Regions from separate parts of the Homo sapiens genome. Here region 1 is linked to region 2. Evidence: chromatin contacts called from ENCODE Hi-C or POLR2A ChIA-PET data. All regions are on one chromosome and are shown on one strand. The core of a region is the stretch at or near the end of the contact, and the rest is flanking DNA. Distances in the headings are between cores, read along the strand shown.

The links. A loop is a pair of places that touch in the nucleus more often than their neighbours do. ChIA-PET counts read pairs that join two places held with the same protein, here RNA polymerase II (POLR2A). Pooled maps may share reads with other maps.
Region 1: a map of CD8-positive, alpha-beta T cell shows a loop between it and region 2 (4-fold over the local background). The contact joins the promoter of CR1 here to the enhancer-like site in region 2. A Hi-C loop is called at or near these places in 3 of 168 maps with a recorded cell type or tissue (B cell, CD8-positive, alpha-beta T cell and naive thymus-derived CD4-positive, alpha-beta T cell), 19 of 37 single-sample maps with no recorded cell type and 14 of 50 pooled maps. POLR2A ChIA-PET finds 5 or more read pairs at or near these places in 1 of 52 experiments (naive thymus-derived CD4-positive, alpha-beta T cell).

What each region holds. Positions count from the first base shown.
Region 1 is chr1:207,492,991-207,499,081 of GRCh38, reverse strand. CR1 (complement C3b/C4b receptor 1 (Knops blood group)) reads right to left here and starts at 2,925. Exons shown (of 47, transcript NM_000651.6): 1 at 2,694-2,925. The coding sequence starts at 2,814.
Region 2 is chr1:207,344,287-207,350,372 of GRCh38, reverse strand. All of the region lies in intron 9 of CD55 (CD55 molecule (Cromer blood group)), which reads right to left. Among named protein-coding and RNA genes, the nearest start is that of CD55, 26 kb to the right of the region's middle. RefSeq lists an enhancer at 3,527-4,027. Within about 2 kb of position 4,117, at least 4 of the 41 ENCODE cell types and tissues checked have a DNase peak (open chromatin) inside an H3K27ac peak, as active enhancers do; they include B cell, where a contact is called at or near this core.

The sequences.
Region 1 (6,091 bases), core at 1,676-4,175, 150 kb before region 2:
TCCACTCTGATGATCTGTTTCAAATGGTGCATTTCGATCATTGACACTCAAAATGATTGTTGATATAGTTGCTTTAGTTTTGTTACTGGTTTTTATTTGTTGCTTTTTTTCTCTTGTTCTCTGTTTCTATTTTTTGTCTTCCATTCTTTTCCTGCCCTTTATTGTTTTTTGTTTTGTTTGTTTGTTTCTTTTTTTTTTTTTTTTGATTTGGAGTTGCGCTCTGTCACCCAGGCTGGAGTGCAATGGCACGATCTCGACTCACTGCAACCTCCGCCTCCCAGGTTCAAGCGATTCTCATGCCTCAGCCTCCCGAGTAGCTGGGACTACAGGCACCCACCATCATGCCCTGGTAATTTTTGTGTTTTTGTAGAGACAGGGTTTCACTATGTTGGCCAGGCTGGTCTTGAACTCCTGACTTGAGGTGATCCACCCACCTCAGCCTCCCAAAGTGCTGGGATTATGGGCATGAGCCACTGTCCCCAGCCATCTTTATTGTTTTAACTGAGCATTTTATATGATGCAATTCTCTCTTACTTATTAACATATAAATTATAGTTCTTTTTTTCACATTTTTCAGGGGTTGTCCTACATTTGCAATATCTATTTGCAGCTAATCTAAGTCCTCTTTCAAATAGCACTATACCACTTTACGGGTACTGTGAGTAACTCATAATAACAAAACAATCCTAGCTCCTCTGCTATTTTTTGTCGTATGCAATCTGTTTCTAGATTCACTCTTTAAGTGCTAGTAAAGCCATATACCTTTCACTCATCCTTTCCTGATCATAGGAGTTGAGATTTCTCGCTTTTCGGTGATCCTGCAGTCTTGCACGACTTCTTAGTCATGGTTTTTCAGACATGCATGGGGGTTTTCAGATTACAAAACACTGTCACATGCATTACACCATCTGATTTTCAAAACGTCTCTCTCAGAGATCAGGATGTCAGTTGTGCTCATTTTATACATGTGGACACTGAAGGTCAGTGATGTGACTTAACTTACTGGGTCCAAGACACCAGCTGGTAAGTAGCAGAGGCTGGAAAAAGCAGAACGCTGGCTTCCTAATAAGTAGATTTCATAAAACTCCACCACCTACTTCTATATGCATACACTTTGGGTGCAGAGCTCTTATACTTCTTTAAAATTCCAAAGGACCGTGCACACTGGAAGCATCCATCAGCATTTTAAAATTTAAATTATGTCAGCAACAAAATTTCTAGGTAGTTTAGTTTAGGCTGTTTCACATTTGGAAGTTATTGTGATAACCTCAGTAAATTTTTTTTTTGCAATTAATAGTGTCTGGGATTGTTTATAACAGTAACTTAATCAACATAGGCTAAGTAAAACAACATTCTAGTAAGAAGAGGGCCAGTACTCCCAAAGATGACACAAATTCCTAAGCGTTGACAACAGATTGCTTAACTTACTGGGCATGCTTCTCTCCTAAAAATAAGATTGTACGTTTTATCACATCTCTGCACCTGACAGGTTACTTTCTGGTGCCTAAGGAGATCAAATATTAATAACAACTCTTGCGGGACTTGGTTCTACTTTATTTTATTTTATTTACTCTTTTAGAGAAGAAGGAACACTCAAATAATGAATGTAAAATGTCTAGTGGCAGAGAAGGGCGAACCCGGAGTTGTCAGGAATAGGCTGGACAAAAACAACCAAGACTGTCACTTCAAATGAGATGTTGCCAGTGAGTCTAGGCAACCAAGAAGACTTCTGGGGAGCCGAAAAATAATAATAGAAGGGTTCTAACTGAAGATGTTTACCTATTTGAAGTTAAGAAAAAGGAAGAGATGTGGCCTCAAAATTTCCATAATAATTATAATAGGCGTTATTTTGTACTAAACACATCACTAAAATGCGAACTGTAAACATATCTACTGTCCCTTCTACCTGCAACGGTTACATTGCATGTTCTGGGGCTTCCCTTGCTCTTCTAATCCGCAAGTGCCTGGCATGCATCTGTCTTAAAGTATGCTGTCAATTAAGTGCATGGTGATGATGGCCGTGGTGGCTTGGTGTGGGGGGCGAGGACAGTTCCATGCGGGGCAGTTGTCAGGTAACACCTGCATCCCTAGGACTGCTTGTCTAAACACCATTGGGAGCAAAGTACAGAGGTAACGGTTGGGGGATAGAAATGGACTCGGGGACACATAGCCCTGTGTTAGATACTCGACAGGCTTAATGCCACTGAGGCAGCAACTCCACGATGCAGAGATACCAGTGTCCCCATTTTACAGAAGAGCAAACAGACTCAGGTGTGCTAAGTTGCCTCACAGTTAAGTTTCTAGGACCAGAACTCAGGTTTGTCGGATCCCCAAGTTCCCTTTCACTAGGATCAACGCCACGTCTTGGCTATAGCCAGCCGAGGCTGTGAATACACAAAGGCAAGGAATTTCGTGCGGCACCCGCTCAGCATCTGCGCCTTCCACTGCGCTCGTCACGACTTAAGCCCCTGCACCTGGGAACTCCACGCTTACCCAGAAGCAGCGAGGGTCTCCAGTGCGCAGAAGGATCCTACACCCGCCGCCCTGCCGGGTCGCGCGCTCAGCCCACCCATCGCGCTGCCTTCGGACCCGGGCGCGCAGAGCAGCGCAGCTCAGCGCTGCACGCGAGTTCTCTGCGGGGCCCCGGGTTCCTCGTCCGCCCGGGCGCCTCCCCACGCCCGCCCGCCTCTCACCCCAGGCCACCGGCAGCGCAAGCAGCACCACAACCGCCAGCAGGGATCCTCCGCAGCAGAAGGGGAGACCGGGCGCCGGCGGCCCGACAGGCTCCGGGCTTCTTGGAGAAGAGGCCCCCATTCTCCCCAAGCACATCTACAAACCAGATTTGATCTCGAAGAAAACTGAAATAAGAGGAAAAGCTCAGCGAAAATAGGAGTGACCAATCATTGTGCTCCGCGCCCAGAGTGTGGGGAGGGCTGCGGGGTTCCGGGACAAAATGCTTTTGACCACAGCTTCCCCTTCATGGGCGAGGTCATGTTTACTCCCCATTTGCATTGTTTCTAACGAGTTTCGCTGGCAGAGCCCACCTTGCTGACCCAGGTGCAGCAGCAGAGCTTGACAATGCTCGGGCTTCCGATGGATCCCGCGTGTGAGGCCCTGCGCTTCCAGACAAAGGCGGTGGATGATGGCAGCTCGCCTCCAAACACCCTGCTTAACTTTTCCTCTTTGCAAGAATGTGTGTGGGAAGGTCAGCTAATGAAATGCCTGCTCTCCGTGTTGAAGGGCAATTGCAGGCGATGTGTACGGTGTACAGGGAATGTGAAGAAACAATTTCCTTACCCTGAATTGAGACGTCATGCCATTGTAAGATTTTTTAAAAGGGAGGGACAATTAGATACACATTTAAAAAATGTAAATCTGTGTATAGTATGGAAGGTAGATTAGAATAGGGCAATAATGGACTGCGAAGACCAGTCAGGGGAGCTTTTGCCGACATCCAAGTGAGGTTTGATGGCGGCCCTGACTGGGTGGATAAAGTGGACAATTAACAAAGATATTGGAGATGGAATGAACAGTTGCTCATGTATTGGATTTTGGTTACTTCCTTTCTTAAGGTTGGTGGTGAGAAGAAAGCAATCAAGAGTTAGCCCCCTTGCGGTAGTTTGCTGAGAATGATGGTTTCCAGCTTCCACAATGAGAACACATGGACACAGGAAGAGGAACATCACACACCGGGGCCTGTTGTGGGGTGGGGGGAGGGGGGAGGGATAGCATTAGGAGATATACCTAATGTAAAGGACGAGTTAATGGGTGCAGCACACCAACGTCGCACATGTATGCATATGTAACAAACCTGCACGTTGTGCACATGTACCCTAAAACTTAAAGTATAATAAAAAAAAGAAACAAAAAAAAGAAAAAAGAAAGAAATAATTAAATAATTAAGTTTAAAAAAGGTAGAAAAAATAATATTTTATCTTTTTTATTGGGGGTGGCCTGTCCTTCTGACATGTACTGCCTGCCTGTAGGTAGGCTATTTTGCCTGGGTTTTTCTCTTAAAATAATTTTGACTTTAAACCTTGATTTTGTTGTTGTTGTTGTTGTTGTTGCTAATTTTATGTTAAACTTGTTTTCCTTAACCATTAAAAGGAGACATGATTCAGAAAAGAAAAAAAAAAAAGAGTTAGCCCCAGGATTAGAAATGAATGGTGGTGCTACTTACTGAAATAAGAAGTATGGATGTAGGACTGACAGATTTAGGGCAGAGGGTTAAGTATTCAAGGATGAATGTATTCCTCCTATCTATCTGTGATCCTGTGCCCTTTAACCAATCTCTCTCCATCTCCCATTGTCTCTCCCTTCCCCAGCCTCTGGTAACCAGTATTCTACCCTCTACTTCTATGAGATGAGTTTTTTAGAGTCCACATATGACTAATAACATACAGCATTTGTCTTTCTGTGCGCATTGGTTTCCATTAGGCTTCCTCCCAAAATTCTAGTGGAAGAAATGTCTACTTTGATCATATCACTTATCACAGTTTTTAGTACATCCAGTGACATTCTTTTAAGGATTTGCTATCATCATTTCAAGTTATTCTCAACAGAGTAATGGGAGTAGCAGCCAGATTGTAGTAGGCTTAGGAAAAGAGAAGAGGAGAAGGCTCATTTCCCCAGTTTTACATCACATGCTATCAGAAGGTGCCACTCCTTACCACTTCTGCTGGTATCCATCTCCTAGTATCTACTTTCTCCCTCATTCCTTGAAAGTTTGAGCTCCTGGCTCATGGCCACCTTCTCCACTGTTACTTCTGCCACAGTTCCTGGTGATTTCAACATTCACAGCAATAGTATTTTCAAATCCCTGGCCTTCCAGTGCCTTGACCTCTTCTCTGCCTGTGGTCTTGTCCTCCACTCTCCTCTGACTCTAATGCTCATGTGCATGCTCGGAGACTTGTCACTTTCAACCTCTCAGTGATTTCAATGATCCCACTCTCTAACCACCAATCCAACTCTTTTCTTTTACCCTAGTAACGTTAAACTGAATCCAGCAATCTTTGTCTGTCTCAGTGCCTGCAGCCCATTGATCCTACCGCTATCTCTCTCAGCTTCTCACCTCCTTTGTGTCTTCACTTTCATCACTACCAGGTTAAATTCCATACTCTGTCATTATAATCACCATCTTGCACCCACTGTTAGCTCCCTCACCCTTCTCTTGGGTTATTATAGCCATTAGACAAAACAACATTCCTGGTTAGAATCAATTCTCCATTATTTTGCTCTCATACCTGTGAAACTGAATGTGGCTGGAAAAGACACATAGCCACAATGACTAGCCTTACTTTAGTAACAAATAATTTCAAATGGACCATTATACTTCTGCCTGACATTCCCACTATTGTTTGTCTAATCCATTTATTCTCCCATTCTCCTAAATGACTATTTCATATTTTTATTTTGACATTTATTTCTGACACCTTCTCCAACATTCTTAATTTCTGTGAATGGCTTTGTTTCTTTCTTTATTGAGAAAATAGAAACAATCAAATAGATCTACAATTTTCTACCATCACTCCACCCAAATTCTTGTATTTGGCCCATGAAACCTCCGTCTCTCCTGTTAATATAATTATACTGTTCACAGTCTAAGTCTAAGGGTGATCTCTCCACTTGTGCCCTAGATTCGATTTGCTCTCACTCACTCAAGGAAACCAGCAATTCTCACTTCCTCCAGCACTATCATACACCTCTTTCTGCTGGATTTTTACCATCAGCTTGCAAACAAATTATTTCTCCAAGTGCAGCAGGTGTATTTTTCTCTTCAGTTTTTTCCTCCCATTTAATATTCCTTTTGCTTAGAATGCTCTTTGCCCAGATATCGCTCTGCATGGCTACTACCTCATCTCCTTGAGTTATTTGGCTCAAATGAGACCTTCTTAATGGAGCCTTCCTTGGCCACTATTTAAAATTGCACATTAATTCAGAACTTCCTTTCCTTTTTGCCTGTTTCATATAGATTAAAAAATTATACTTATCATTTTTTCATTTTATTACCAACTGAAAATCTGCTTATTGTGTGTCTCTCCCACCAGAATAAAAGCTGCATGAGAACATGTCAGTTTACGACTGCCAAATC
Region 2 (6,086 bases), core at 2,868-5,367:
GGCCAGCATCACACTGATACCAAAATCTGGCAAAGAGACAGGACAAAAAAAGAAAACTTCAGGCCAACATCCCTGATGAAAGTAAATGCAAAAATCCTCAACAAAATACTAGCAGATCAAATCCAGCAGCACATCAAATACCTAACTTACCACGATCAAGTAGGCTTTATTCCTGGGATGCAAGGTTGGCTCAACATATCCAAATCAATAAATGTGATTCATCACATAAACAGAACTACAAACAAAAAAACCACATGATCATCTCAATTGTTGTAGAAAAGGCTTTTGACAACATTCAACATCCCTTCATGTTAAAAGTCATCAACAAACTAGGCATCAAAGGAACATACCACAAAATAATAAGAGCCGCCAGGAAAAACCCACAGCCAACATCATACTGAATGAGCAAAAGCTGGAAGCATTCACCTTGAAAACCAGTACAAGACAAGGATGTCCATTATTATCATTCCTATTCAACATGGTACTGGAAATCCTAGCCACAGCAATCAGGCAAGGAAATAAAAGGCATCCATATAGGAAGAGAGGAAGTAAACTATCTCTCTTCACAGATGATATGAGTTTAAACCTAGAATACTCCATAGTCTGCCCAAAAGCTTTTAGAACTGTTAAACAACATCAGTAAAGCTTCGGGGTACAAAAATCAGAAGCATTTCTATACACCAACAATGTCAAGCTGACAGCCAAATCAAGAATGCAATCCTATTCACAATAGCCACAAAAGGATAAAATACCTATGAATACAGCTAACCAGGGAGGTGAATGATCTCTATAGAGAAATACAAAACAAAGAAGACAGAGACAATACAAACAAATGGAAAAATATTCCATGCTCATGCATAGGAAGAATAAATATTTTTAAAAGGGCCATACTGCGGGCATGGTGGCTCATGCCTGTAATCCCAGCACTTTGCAAGGCTGAGGCAGGTGGATCACTTGAGGTCAGGAGTTTGAGACTAGCTTGGCCAACATGGTGAAACCTCATCTCTACTAGAAATACAAAAATTAGCTGGGTGTGGTGGTGTGCACCTGTAATCGTAGCTACTTGGGAGGCTGAGGCAAGAGAATCACTTGAACCCAGGAGACGGAGGTTGCAGTGAACCAAGATCATGCCACTGCACTCCAGCCTGAGTGACAGAGTGAGACTCTGTCTCAAAAAAAAAAAAAATTAATACAAAATTTTTAAAAAGGGCCATACTGCCTAAAGCAATTTATAGATCCAATGCTATTCCTATCAAACTACCAATGATATCTTTCAGAGAATTAAAAAATATACATTCTAAAATTCATATGGAATCAAAAAAGAACCCAAATAGCCAAAACAACCGTAAGTAAAAAGAACAAAGCTGGAAGCATCACACTACCTGATTTCAAACTATATTACAAGGCTACAGTAACCAAAACAGCATGGTACTGGTACAAAAATAGACACATAGACCAATGGAAGAGGTTAGAAAACCCAGATATAAAGCCACACCCCTACAACCATCTGATCTTCAATGAAGTCGACAATAACAAGCAATGGGGAATGGATTCTCTATTCAATAAATGCTATAACTGGCTAGCCATATGCAGAAGATTGAAAATGGACCCCTACCTTTCACCATATACAAAAATCAACTCAATATGGATTAAAGAATTAAACTTAAAACCTAAAAGTATAAAAACTCTAGAAGAAAACCTAGGAAATACCATTCTGACATAGGTGTTGGTAAATATTTCATGATGAGGTCTCCAAAAGCAATTGCAACAAAAACAAAAATTGACAAGTGGGACATAATTAAACTAAAGTGCTTCTGCATGGCAAAAAAATATATATCAACAGAGAAAACAGACAACCTACAGAAAAGGAGAAAATATTTGCAAACTATGCATCTAACAAAGTTCTAATATTCAAAATCTCTAAGGAACTTAAACAAATCAACAAACAAAAATCAAACCAACCCTTAAAAAATGGGCAAAGGACATAAACAGACACTTCTCAAAAGAAGACATACATGAGGCCAACAAGCATATGAAAAAAATGCTCAACATCACTAATCATTAGAGAAATGCAATCAAAACCACAATGAGATACCATCTCATAGCAGACAGAATGGCTATTATTAAAAAGTGAAAAAATAACAAATGTTGGTAAGGTTGTGGAAAACAGAGAACACTTATACATTGCTGGTGGGAATGTAATTAGTTCAGCCTCTGTGGAAAGCAGTTTGGAGATTTCTCAAAGAACTTAGAACCACCATGTGACCTAGCAATCTCATTATTGGGTATATACCCAAACCAACAAAAATCATTCTACCATAAAGACATATGCACACATATGTTCATCAGCACTTTTCACAATAACATGGAATCAACCTAGATGCACATCAGTGGTGAACTGGATAAAGAAAATGTGGTATATATACACCACGGGATATTACACAAACATAGAAAGGAATGAAATCATGTCCTTTGCAGTAATATGGATGCAGCTGGAAACCATTATCCTAAGTGAATTAATGCAGGAACAGAAAACCAAATACTGCATCTTCTCACCTATAAGTGGGAACTAAACAATGAGTACACATGGATGCAAAGAAGGGAACAATGGCCACCAGGGCTTATTTGAGAATGGAAGGTGGGAGGAGGGTGAGAATCAATAAACTACCTATTGGGTACTAAGCTCACTACCTGGGTGATGAAATATTATGTACACTCAACCCTAATGACACACAATTTACCCATGTAACAAACCTTCACCTGTACCTCCCAAACCTAAAATAAAAGGTGGAAGAAAAAAAATGTGTTTACCTGGCCAGGTGCGGTGGCTCACGCCTGTAATCCCAGCACTTTGGGAGGCCGAGGCAGGCAGATCTCGAGGCCAGGAGATCAAGACCATCCTGGATAACACGGTGAAACACCGTCTCTACTGAAAAATACAAAAAATTAGCCGGGTGTGGTGGCAGGCGCCTATAGTCCCAGCTACTTGGGAGGCTGAGGCAGGAGAATGGCGTGAACCCGGGAGGCAGAGCTTGCAGTGAGCCGAGATCACGCCACTGCACTCCAGCCTGGGTGACAGAGCGAGATTCCGTCTAAAAAAAAAAAAATGTGTTTACCCATTTTCCCTTTGGTATCCATGAATGCTACATGTTGATTGTTTTCCTAAGACAGTATCATGGGGAGTGGCTTCAAGATGTCTGACTAGATGCCTCTGGTCTTCTCCTCTTCCATGGAGAGAAACCTAAGCAGGAATTACATAATCACATTTTGAAGAGATCATCAAAGAGAGAACACTAGAATTTAACAAACAAGTGACAGGATGCACCAAAGCAAGGAAGGAGACAGAAGCAAGGCAGCCTGTTTGGCTGAGATTGCCTGGAAGCCTGGAGAGACTCCCTAATGCAGGAAAAGAGTAAGTGAGAGAACCCCAGCAGTCCACATTCCCTCTGAAGACTCCCACAATCCTAGCTACAGGAGTCCCTTGATTCTCGTAGGCTCTAGATCTAACATAGGAAGCTGCCTGGAGACAGTGTGATGGCATTACTCCAGAGAGTAAGTTCACACTGAGTACTATAAACCACTGAGTCCTAAGCAGCCACAGCACAAGACTATTTTGAGAGCCCAGCCCCTCCCAGACTGCATCTTGCTCTGTGGCCACTGTTGCCTAAGCCAAAGCAGGAGCCACTGGCAGCGACCTGACACCCCCAATAGAGGAGCAGCCAGGCATTTTCTGGTTCCCTGAGGACAAATTCCAGTGCATGCGGCTATGGCTGCTGCTGGCTGCTTTGGGCTGAGGCATGAGCAAACTGCATGTGCCCCAGCCACCTCTCTGTGGCTGCTCCCAACTGAAAACAACACTGCTGTCCCAAGTAGCTGGTCCACAGCACAGCCACACTGTCCTCACCTAAGCATTCCACCAGTAGCCTAGGAATACTCTACCTCTTCCTACCACAGCCAGCACTCACATGCACCACAGGGAGGCCTGAGGACAAGTCCATCTGGCCCAGCGTCACCCTCTCAGTACACAAGCCTGCCATCAGGTACCCGGATGCTCAGCCAGTCCACCACCAATAGCAGCTGAGCACTCTTCCTGGTGTCTGAAGTCAGGCCCACTCAACCTGCCACTAACATCACAGCTGGTAAGCCACCTGCAGACCTGGAAACTGATCCACCCAATCACCGCACCCACAGCCAACACTGGCACAGACTGCTTGTGTCCCACAGGGTTGTCCCACCACTACTACTGCCATCACCCATGCCCCCACTTGCTGCCAAGTAGCCTGAGAACCAGGTCACCCGCCATTTCTGGCACCCAAGTGAGCCACCTGGAGACCCAATAACTGGCCTGATTGGGCTTGCTAACACTGGTGCCAGCAACATCACCCTGGGCCCAAGGACAGGCAAACTCAGCCCACCACTGCCAACACTTGGGTCCGAACATTGGCCCACATGGCATCCTATTCCCTAGCAAATCTCCACTAGTAACCGCATCCTAAAGCACTGAGGAAATGACAGATACCACTGATGATATTTACAGCTGAAAGTCATACAGAAACTACACTACTGCATGCACCCAGAATTAAAGCCAAAGTGCCCCACCTAACTGACACCATAAATACATCTTCAGGAAAAGTCCTCCCCTACAAAAGCAAATTTGAAAAATTAGAAACAGCAAATATCACATCAGATGCACAGATATCAACTTCAGGATGCAGGAAACGTGAAAAAACAAGAAAATATGATACCACCAAAGGAACACAATAATTCTCCAGCAACAGATCCCAATCAAAAGTAAACTTACAAAATTCTGGGAAAAGAATTCAAAGTTGTGATATTAAAAAAGCTCAGGGAGGTGAGATACAAACTTTAAAATTTGTTTTAAAAAAATACAAAGAAATCAGAAAAACAATTCAGGATATTAATGAGATGTTTATCAAAAAAAGATACATATAAAAGAACCAAACAACTTCTGGAAATAATTTATTGATGAAATACATAATATACTTGATGAAATATTAAATACATAATATACTTGAAAGCATCAATAATAGGCTAGATCAAGCAGAAGAAAGAATCTCAGAACTTGAAGACAGGTCTTTTGAGATAACACAGTCAGATAAGAATAAGGAAAAAAGAATAAAAAAATGGGCAAAGTTTACATGACATATGGGACACCCTAAAGTGGCCAACTATTCAAATTTTAGGAGTCTCAGAAGGTGAAGAGAAAGTGAAAGGATTAGAAAATCTATTACTAAAACAACAGAGGAAAATTTCTCAAGTCTAACAAGAAATGTAGACATCCTGACACAGGAGGCTCAGAGATCACCAAGTAGATACAATTTAAAAAGGTCTTCTCTGGCCCGGTGCGGTGGCTCATGCCTGTAATCCCAGCACTTTGGGAGGCCGAGGCAGGTGGATCACCTGAGGTCAGGAGTTCGAGACCAGACTGGCCAACATGGTGAAACCCTGTCTCTATTAAAAATACAAAAATTAGATGGGTGTGGTAACACACACCTGTAATCCCAGCTACTACTCAGGAGGCTGAGGTGGGAGAATCGCTTGAACTTGGGAGGCAGAGGCTGCAGTGAGCTGAGATTGCGCCACTGTACTCCAGGCTGAGTGACAGAATGAGACTCTGTCTCAAAACCAAAAAAAAAAAAAGGTTTTCTCCATGACAAACTATACTCAAACTGTCAAAAGTCAAAGACAGAGAGAGTTCTAAAAACAGCAAGGGAAAAGCATCTAGTCACTTATAAAGGAAACCCATCAGACTAACAATGGATTTCTCAGCAGAAACCTTACAGGCCAGGAGAGAACGGGATGATATACTCAAAGCGCTGAAAGAAAAAGACTACCAACCAAGGATTAGGAAAGTTATCCTTCATAAATGAAGGAGAAACAATGTCTTTCCCAGACAAAAGAAAGCTGATGGAATTAATCACCATGATGGAATTCATCACCATGAGATGGCTTACAAGAAATGCTTAAGGGAGTGCTATACCCAGAAGAGAAAGAATGATATCTACAATCATGAAAACACACAGAAATTTTAAAAACCACTGGTAGAGCAAACACACAAAGAAGAG